Linked DNA regions of Homo sapiens: region 2 is linked to region 1. A link is a contact called in ENCODE Hi-C or POLR2A ChIA-PET data. All regions are on one chromosome and are shown on one strand. The core of a region is the stretch at or near the end of the contact, and the rest is flanking DNA. Distances in the headings are between cores, read along the strand shown.

What was found. A loop is a pair of places that touch in the nucleus more often than their neighbours do. ChIA-PET counts read pairs that join two places held with the same protein, here RNA polymerase II (POLR2A). Pooled maps may share reads with other maps.
Region 2: a loop to region 1 is called in a pooled map, with 3 times the contacts of the local background. The contact joins two enhancer-like sites. A Hi-C loop is called at or near these places in 3 of 50 pooled maps. POLR2A ChIA-PET finds 5 or more read pairs at or near these places in 2 of 52 experiments (HepG2 and OCI-LY7).

Annotation. Positions count from the first base shown.
Region 1 is chr17:17,438,129-17,442,231 of GRCh38, reverse strand. No RefSeq gene overlaps it. Among named protein-coding and RNA genes, the nearest start is that of MED9, 37 kb to the left of the region's middle. RefSeq lists an enhancer at 1-469. Within about 2 kb of position 2,034, at least 10 of the 41 ENCODE cell types and tissues checked have a DNase peak (open chromatin) inside an H3K27ac peak, as active enhancers do.
Region 2 is chr17:17,566,081-17,569,914 of GRCh38, reverse strand. All of the region lies in intron 2 of PEMT (phosphatidylethanolamine N-methyltransferase), which reads left to right. Among named protein-coding and RNA genes, the nearest start is that of PEMT, 24 kb to the left of the region's middle. RefSeq lists enhancers at 89-978, 979-1,870, 1,871-2,760. Within about 2 kb of position 2,099, at least 15 of the 41 ENCODE cell types and tissues checked have a DNase peak (open chromatin) inside an H3K27ac peak, as active enhancers do.

The DNA.
Region 1 (4,103 bases), core at 785-3,284:
CCCTACTGGGAAGTGAGGAGCCCCTCTGCCCGGCCACCACCCCGTCTGGGAGGTGTGCCCAACAGCTCATTGAGAACGGGCCAGGATGACAATGGCGGCTTTGTGGAATAGAAAGGCGGGAAAGGTGGGGAAAAGATTGAGAAATCGGATGGTTGCCGTGTCTGTGTAGAAAGAAGTAGACATGGGAGACTTTTCATTTTGTTCTGTACTAAGAAAACTTCTGCCTTGGGATCCTGTTGATCTGTGACCTTACCCCCAACCCTGTGCTCTCTGAAACATGTGCTGTGTCCACTCAGGGTTAAATGGATTAAGGGCGGTGCAAGATGTGCTTTGTTAAACAGATGCTTGAAGGCAGCATGCTCGTTAAGAGTCGTCACCACTCCCTAATCTCAAGTACCCAGGGACACAAACACTGCTGAAGGCCGCAGGGTCCTCTGCCTAGGAAAACCAGAGACCTTTGTTCACTTGTTTATCTGCTGACCTTCCCTCCACTATTGTCCTATGACCCTGCCAAATCCCCCTCTGTGAGAAACACCCAAGAATTATCAATAAAAAATAAATAAATTAAAAAAAAACAAAAACAAAAACAAAAAAAACAGATGTGGAAAAAAAAAAAAAAAAAAAAGAAAATCATGTGCTTTGTAGCAGTAACAAACAAATGAAGAGCAGATTTTCACTTGATTAAAGCCTGACCAGACCAATGATCCATACCCTGCTGTCTGCGGCCTACAGAAACCGCCCTTCCTCCACCACCAAAGGAAAAAAGATAACACAAATTAGAAGAAACAAACAGACCTAAAGCAAGCCACAGCTGTCTCCTGGTTGGTGCCAACGCGCCAGCATTGAGCTGGCCCTGCCCGGATGGTTTTCTTGTCACCCTGGTTGTCCTCAAGCTCTGTGAGCATAAAGACTGTGTTTTCTGTGTTTTCACAGCCAACTTCATATAGGAGTTCACAAGCAGATATTCAAAAGTGGCTCCTTAAATAGACTAAAACGCATAACGCTTGCTTTTAAGTTAATAGCCAATGTTCAATGAGTCCTATGTTCCAGGCCTGGGGCTGAGTGCTTTACCTGCGATGGCTCACTCAATCACCATGAGTGGAAGGTGGTTTCTATTATTATCCTCATTTTACAGATGAGAAGACTGAGGCCCCAGGAGTTGGCGATTTTCCTAACGTCACAGGCTGCTAGAGCTCATCTGAACGCTAACACCTTTTACTTGTTTATTTCACCCTGAAACATTGACATTGCTGACATGCTATAGGACTTCAATTCCTTTATGATGGAGAAATGAAAATAAATATCACCCCACTACCATCACTAAACACACACACACACACCCCTCTCTCACCGCCCTGGCCAAAGGCCTGAAACCAAAACACGGTGTTCTCTCTGCATTATTAGCCATTACCACCCGTAAGGAACCCAAGCAATGTTTTTCCGAGAAGGCCCAGGGTACAGGGGGTGCCATTCATGGAGAGCTCAAGTGCCCAGCCTGGCATTTCACAGGCCACTTGTGCATGTCTAATTGTCTTTTCTGTGTCAGGAGGGCGGGCTGTGTTTGTCAGAGGCTCATTAGGACCCTGGCCAAGGGGTTGTTTGTGATTTCAGGGCTGGGTGAGGAAAGTGCAGGGTGAGGGTTTCTGTTCCGAATGGACCTCCTGCCGAGCGCTGAGTCAAGGTTGCCAGCCAGCACCAGCCTCCCCTTCCCCCCTTTTTGGTTGGTTTTCCCCAAGCATCTGTTTGTTTTGCTCCTGCAAACAAAAGTCAAAGAGAATACATGGCTCCCAGTGAGTGAAGGAAGCAGATTTTTCTGGTCCTTCCAAAAGCACAGCAAGCCCACCTAGTCCCTTTGTACAGGGGGATTGAGCTGAGTCAGAGCAAAGAATCCCTTCACCTCACATCACTGGGCCAGCGATGCCAGCCAACAAGCCAGGAGATCCTTGTGCATTCCTGTCACAGCTTACCACGAGGCCACCAGGATCCTACTTGGGTCTATGGGTGGTATTATAAGAAATCCTGGTGCTTTGCCTGCAATGAGGGCATCCAGCCAGCAGGTGGACTGTGGGCGGTTTGCACAAGACCAAAAGAGCAAGGCCCTTGAGCCATATCTTAAGCCCGAGTAAATGTCAGCAAGATTGATCTTTTCCAGTCGTGTTTTGTACTATGTTGAACAATCTACATAGAGCAGCACCAAAACAAGGTGACACTGAGAGATTACCAGGCTAAAATTAATTAAAAATAATATATGCTTTCAATTGTGGTGAAAAATGTATAACACATTTACCATCTTAATCCCTTTTATGTGTACAGTTCAGTGCCATTACGTGCATTAACACTGTTGTGGGACCATCACCACCATTCATCTCCAGAATGTTTTTCATCTTCCCAAACGGAAACTCTATACCCATTAAACAGTAACTCCCTATCCCGTCCTCCCCCAGCCCCTGACAGTTACTGTTTTACTCTCTGTCTCTATGAATCTGACTACTTTAGGTACCTCATATAAGTGGAATTACACATTTACTATTTGTTCTTTTGTGACTGGCTTATTTCACTTAGCATGAAGTCCTTAAGGTTCAGCCATGTTGTAGCATGTGTCAAAATTTTCTTCCTTTTTCTTTTTTCTTCCTTTAAAAATTTCTTCCTTTTTAAAGTTGAATGATATTCCATTGTATGTGTAAACCCAAAGTATCTGAGACAAGTCTCAATCAATTTCAAAGTCCATTTTGCCAAGGTTAAGGACATGCCCGTGACACAGCCTCAGGAGGCTTCCAGGTCATAGGTGGATTCAAAGATTTTCTGATTGGCGGTTGGTTGAAAGAGTTTATCTAAAGACCTGGAATCAATAGAAGGGAGTGTATGGGTTAAAATTAGGGGTTGTGGAGACCAAGAATTTTATTATGCAGGTGAGGTAGCAGGCTTCAGAAAGAATAAATTCTCTTAAGGTCTCTGTTTTAATGTTAATATTGGTCAGTTATGCCTGAATTTCAAAGTAGGGAGGGTATAAGGAGGCATGCCTGACCCCTTATTCCCATCATGGCTGGACCGCCAAACAAAAACTTTGTTTTCATTTTTGTTTTTTTTTGAGACAGAGTCTCTCTCTGTTGCCCAGGCTGGAGTGCAGTGGCACAATCTCGGCTCACTGCAACCTCTGCCTCCCAGGTTCAAGTGATTCTCCTGCCTCAGCCTCTCAAGTAGCTGGGATTACAGGTGCCTGCCACCACGCCCGGCTAATTTTTGTATTTTTAGTAGAGACGGGGTTTTATCACGTTGGCCAGGCTGGCCTCAAACTCCTGACCTCAGGTGATCCACCCGCCTTGGCCTCCCAAAGTGCTTGGATTACAGGCATGAGCCACCGTGCCTGGCCTCAGATTAACTTTGGAATGCCCTTGGCCAAGAGGAGGTCCATTCAGTTGGTTAGGGGGGCTTAGAATTTTATTCCTGGTTTCTGTATGGATATACTGCATCTTGTTTACATATTTATCTGTTAATGAACATTTGGCTTGTCCCATCTTTTTGCTATTTTGAATAATACAACTATAAACAAATGTCTGTTCAAGTCCCTGCTTTCAATTCTTTTGGGCATATACCCAGAAGTGGAATTGTGGGTCATGTTGTGATTCTATGTTTAATTTTTTTTTTTTTTTTTGAGATGGAGTTTTGCTCTTGTTGCCCAGGCTGGAGTGCAATTGCACAATCTTGGCTCACAGCAACCTCCGCCTCGCAGGTTCAAGCCATTCTCCTGCCTCAGCCTCTGGAGTAGCTGGGATTACAGGCATGCACCACCACGCCTGGCTAATTTTGTATTTTTATACAGACGGGGTTTCTCCATGTTGGTCAGGCTGGTTTCGAACTCCGGGCCTCAGGTGATCCGCCCACCTCGGCCTCCCAAAGTGCTGGGATTACAGGCGTGAGCCACAACGCCCAGCCTATGTTTAAGTTTTTAAGGAACTGCCATACTATACCTGGCTAACAATTTTGATTGATACATAATCATATTATGGGGTCCACGTGATATTTTGATACATGCGTACAATGTGTAATGATCATGTCAGGGTAATTAGGATTTCCATTACCTCAAACACATATCATTCCTTTGT
Region 2 (3,834 bases), core at 850-3,349, 130 kb before region 1:
GATAAGATAGGCAGCCTGTGCCACTCCAGCTCCCAGAGCCCCCCTGCTTGCCCTGCCCTGCCATGCCCTGTGTTGTCCCGAGGGAGCCAGCATGGGAGGCACAGCAGCTGCCTTGAGCAGTTATTTACAAGAGCAAAGTGTGCACATGCTTTGGTATTTTAACTTTATTGAAGACCAGTTGCATGTAACCAACATCAAAGCTGCTGGAGACATAGCAAGTTGGAACCCTACTTCCAACCTAGAAGGATTTCTAGGCAGAGTTGCCTGTGTCTGACTTCCCTTCCTCACTGGGACCCCGTAAACCTGAAGGGGAGCTGTAAGGAATCCTGCCAAGACGGCAGATGCACACGGGGTCACGCCGGTTTCCTCCAGCCTTGGGAGGGTGCTTCCTGGTGCCTTTGTTTGTCCCCTTCCAAGCCCTGCGTGGCCACCCTGCTTTCTGCTCTCCCTGGGTGCCTGGCTCTCATGTGCAGGTCTTTGCTTGGGGACACCCAAGTCCATCCTCAAGGTCAGTGTGCAGCTCCTCCCCTCTGAGGCCCCTCTCTCCCACAGTGCACCCTGCCCAAGACCTCTCGCTCCATTGGGCCGGGGGTGGCTCCTGCACATGTGCTCCAGAGAGGAAAGGCATTTGACAGGTCAGCTGCAGACAGGTGTTCTGACACTCACTGTCAACCAGACCAAAGCCCCAGCCCTTGGCCCTGCAGAGGATACCTATAGAGGGGCAGCAGGCCTTATGTCTGTATCAGGACGCTGACCTGTCCCTCTGGCCGGGGACTTTCCTGCTTTTAGCCTGAGAGTCTCTTTCCCTGGAACCCAAGTCAGTCCTGGGCAGAACAGGACAGTTGGCCACTGTAGTCTGGAGAGTTGTTTGGGAAGAGGCAGCTTTTCCTTTCTGGGAGGTGAGAGTCCACTTGCTGCGCTGGGCCGCTGGCTGGGCCTGGGGTTTCCTGGGCCTGGATGTTTGACCTGCTGGCTGGTACTGGCAGCAGCTGCACCCCAGGGTGGCCAGACGGTAGGTGGCGCTGTGGGCAAGGTGAGGTGTGCTTCTCCTGGCTCCTGGGAGGAGGAAGAGGAGGAGGAGGAGAAGGAAGAAAAGGTGTGGGTGCTCCTGCCTCACCTCAGTCACCTCCTCACCTGCAGCTCCCTCACCTGCCTACCACCCTTAGTGTGAGTTTGCTGCTGCTGCTGCCTCAGTTTCCATTTTCAGATCCCCAGCCAGCGGTCTATGGCTCGTTTCTGAGTGCCCCAAGGGATCCCTCCAGGTGCCGGGAAAGCCGACCTTGTAGGTGCTATGGGATCAGCCCAGGCCCTGTACCCTTGTCATTCACATCCCCTTCCTGGGCATCGGTTTCTCCATTTGTAAAGTGAGGACGCTCAGCTGAGGCCCCATCTAGCTCTGAAATGCTGCAATCCCTGCGCTTTACCAAGTCCTGGCTCTGGGGCAGCTCTGTGCCGGGACGGGACCCTGCCCTCCTGGGCTGGCACTGGATTAACAAGGTCAGATTGGACATTAGATGTTACATAGAAAAATCAGCATTTGGTTAATAAGAAAGCTCACAACTTATTAACCAAGGAGTTACGGAGAGAGCATAACCAGGTAATGCGTGGGGAGACAGGGTCGTGGGGGCTGGAGGAGGTGATGGTGGGCCATAGGCAGGGCAGCACTTGGCCCACGTGGGCTTTTTGGAGGAGTCATAGGGGCAGGGTGGGCAGGAGTTGAGGCCAAGGAAAGGGATATGAGTGTAGACAAAAGGTGGACTACAGGTGGGCCTGGGGCTTGTGAGGGAGGACCCCAAGTGCATACCTGCAATCTGGACTGTCTGCTCAAGGATGGTGGCATGTGTGTGTGTGTGTAGGTGTGTGAGTGTGTGCATGTGTGTGAGTGTGTGTGTGTCAGAAGTTAGGATGGGGGCATGAGCCAAACTGTCTGAGACCCTTGCTTCCATCTGGCTCAGAAATCTGGCTCCCAGGGCATGGCCGCATATCCAGTGGGCTCCAAGCCAGTGTTTCTGGACCAGAAAGCGTCGTCCTCTGCCAGGGCCTCTTGCACTTGCGGGAAAGCTGAGCTGAGCTGGGCTTACTGGCGGAGCCTGTGGCACAAGAAGGGTTTTTCTTTGAGCAGAGCCAGCTGGCTCATCAGGCCTGACTGAGACCTTGGCTCTAGGAGCACAGCTCTTGTCTCTTCAGACCAGTGTCACCTAAGATACTGTGGCCCTCCTAGCTCTCCCCCGCTCCTGTCTGGGCTGTGCTCACAGCTGGACTCCTGCAGAACGAATGGCAGGTCTAGCTTCAGCTCCATGGCTGGGGACAGTCAGTGCCTTGTCCCCAGTGCCCACGCTCACTCCCCTGGCCCCTTGATGTTGGGTCTCAAGTGCAAGCCGTTCCACGGCACATGAGTGTGGGATCTTTCAGAGCCAGGCAGTGGACGTGGGCTTTTAGCTGGCAACAGCCCTGCTGCCCCTGGGGCACTGCCTGCCTCTGAATGGCAGCTGAGCTGGGCAGCAGCATTACTCTGTGTGCTGCTGGCACTGGCCTGGTGGGGAGCCTCTGCTATCAGGCTAGGGCTAACTTTAGAATTGTGGTGCCTGAGCAACGTGGTGACAAAGTGTACAACAAGGTGTCTCGAACTGGGTCAGCTCACAGCCTGTGCCAGGATGGCTGGGAGTGACATGGACAGGAACAAAAGGGAGGGGAGAGGGAGCGCACTCCCACCTGGAGCCTGGCAGGCAGGATCCCCACTGAGCCGATCTCTTCCACTGAGCCGGCCCATCCCTCCCTGTAGGTTCCTCATACTCCAGAGATGGCTGGGTGGGACCCAAGCGTGTCTTCCCTGGATGATTTATTTTTGGTTCTGGCATTTACAGCATGATGAAGGCTATTGGACACTGCTAGTGTGAGCAGAATCACCCTAACCGAAAGGCAGCGTGCGGCCCTGGGCAGTAGGGTTTGGTGTAGACATCTCTCGGGATCCCTCCCACACTGAGGAGAGGAGGCAGGGGACCCAGGCTGCCTTAGTTACTTTCCCTTTTCTTAGGCATTCCCAGTAGGTTGGGCCTCCTACTTCCACCTTTCTGTGGACCCGGCTGGTGGCCTTCAGGCTAAGCATGGCTGGTGAGGTTCGTTCGCGACCTGCCCCCCTGCGCCCAGTTGGGTGCATCTCCTGAAACTTATCTCCCAGAGCTTGGGCCACCTGAGCCACCACTGTTCTGCAGACGCGTTCTTCTCCGTACTTCAGTGCCTTTGCACTTTCTGCTTCCTCCCCTTCGCCAGCTTTCCCGCCTTCACCTGGCTGCCTTGGCTCTTCCAGCCTGGCTTCCCTGAGCCCTGGCTCTGTGCAGACATGGCTGGGCCCTCCTCCCTGTGCCTTCCTGAACCCTGCGGCAGTGCTGAGCCCTAGCCCCGGGAACTGAGGTTGAAAGTGTGTGTTTTGCCTCCTGCCTAGACTGAGAGCTCTTGGAAACTAGGGGTGGGGTCTGAGGCACCTGTGGATGTCCCGGGCCTGGCCTGGTGCTGTGAGGCATGGATGGTGAAGGGTGCCCTCTTTCCTGGAGGAGGAACCCTGAGGCGTCCCCAGGAAGCCATGCAACCAGGCACACTCACCCCCAACTCTACTGGGATCACGCACAACCCGCTTGGCTGTTCCCCACTTTCTCATGCCTTCTTTCTCTCCCTGTAAAACTCCCTGCCAGGCCCCAGGCCTGCACTGTCAGGAACTGAGATGCAGCCCAGCGGGGCTGTGTTATTTGCTTTACCCCATTCCTGGGTCTTCTTTGGAGGCTGAATGAAATTCCATGGACAATTTCCAAGGCATGAGTTTTTGTGTCATTTCACTGC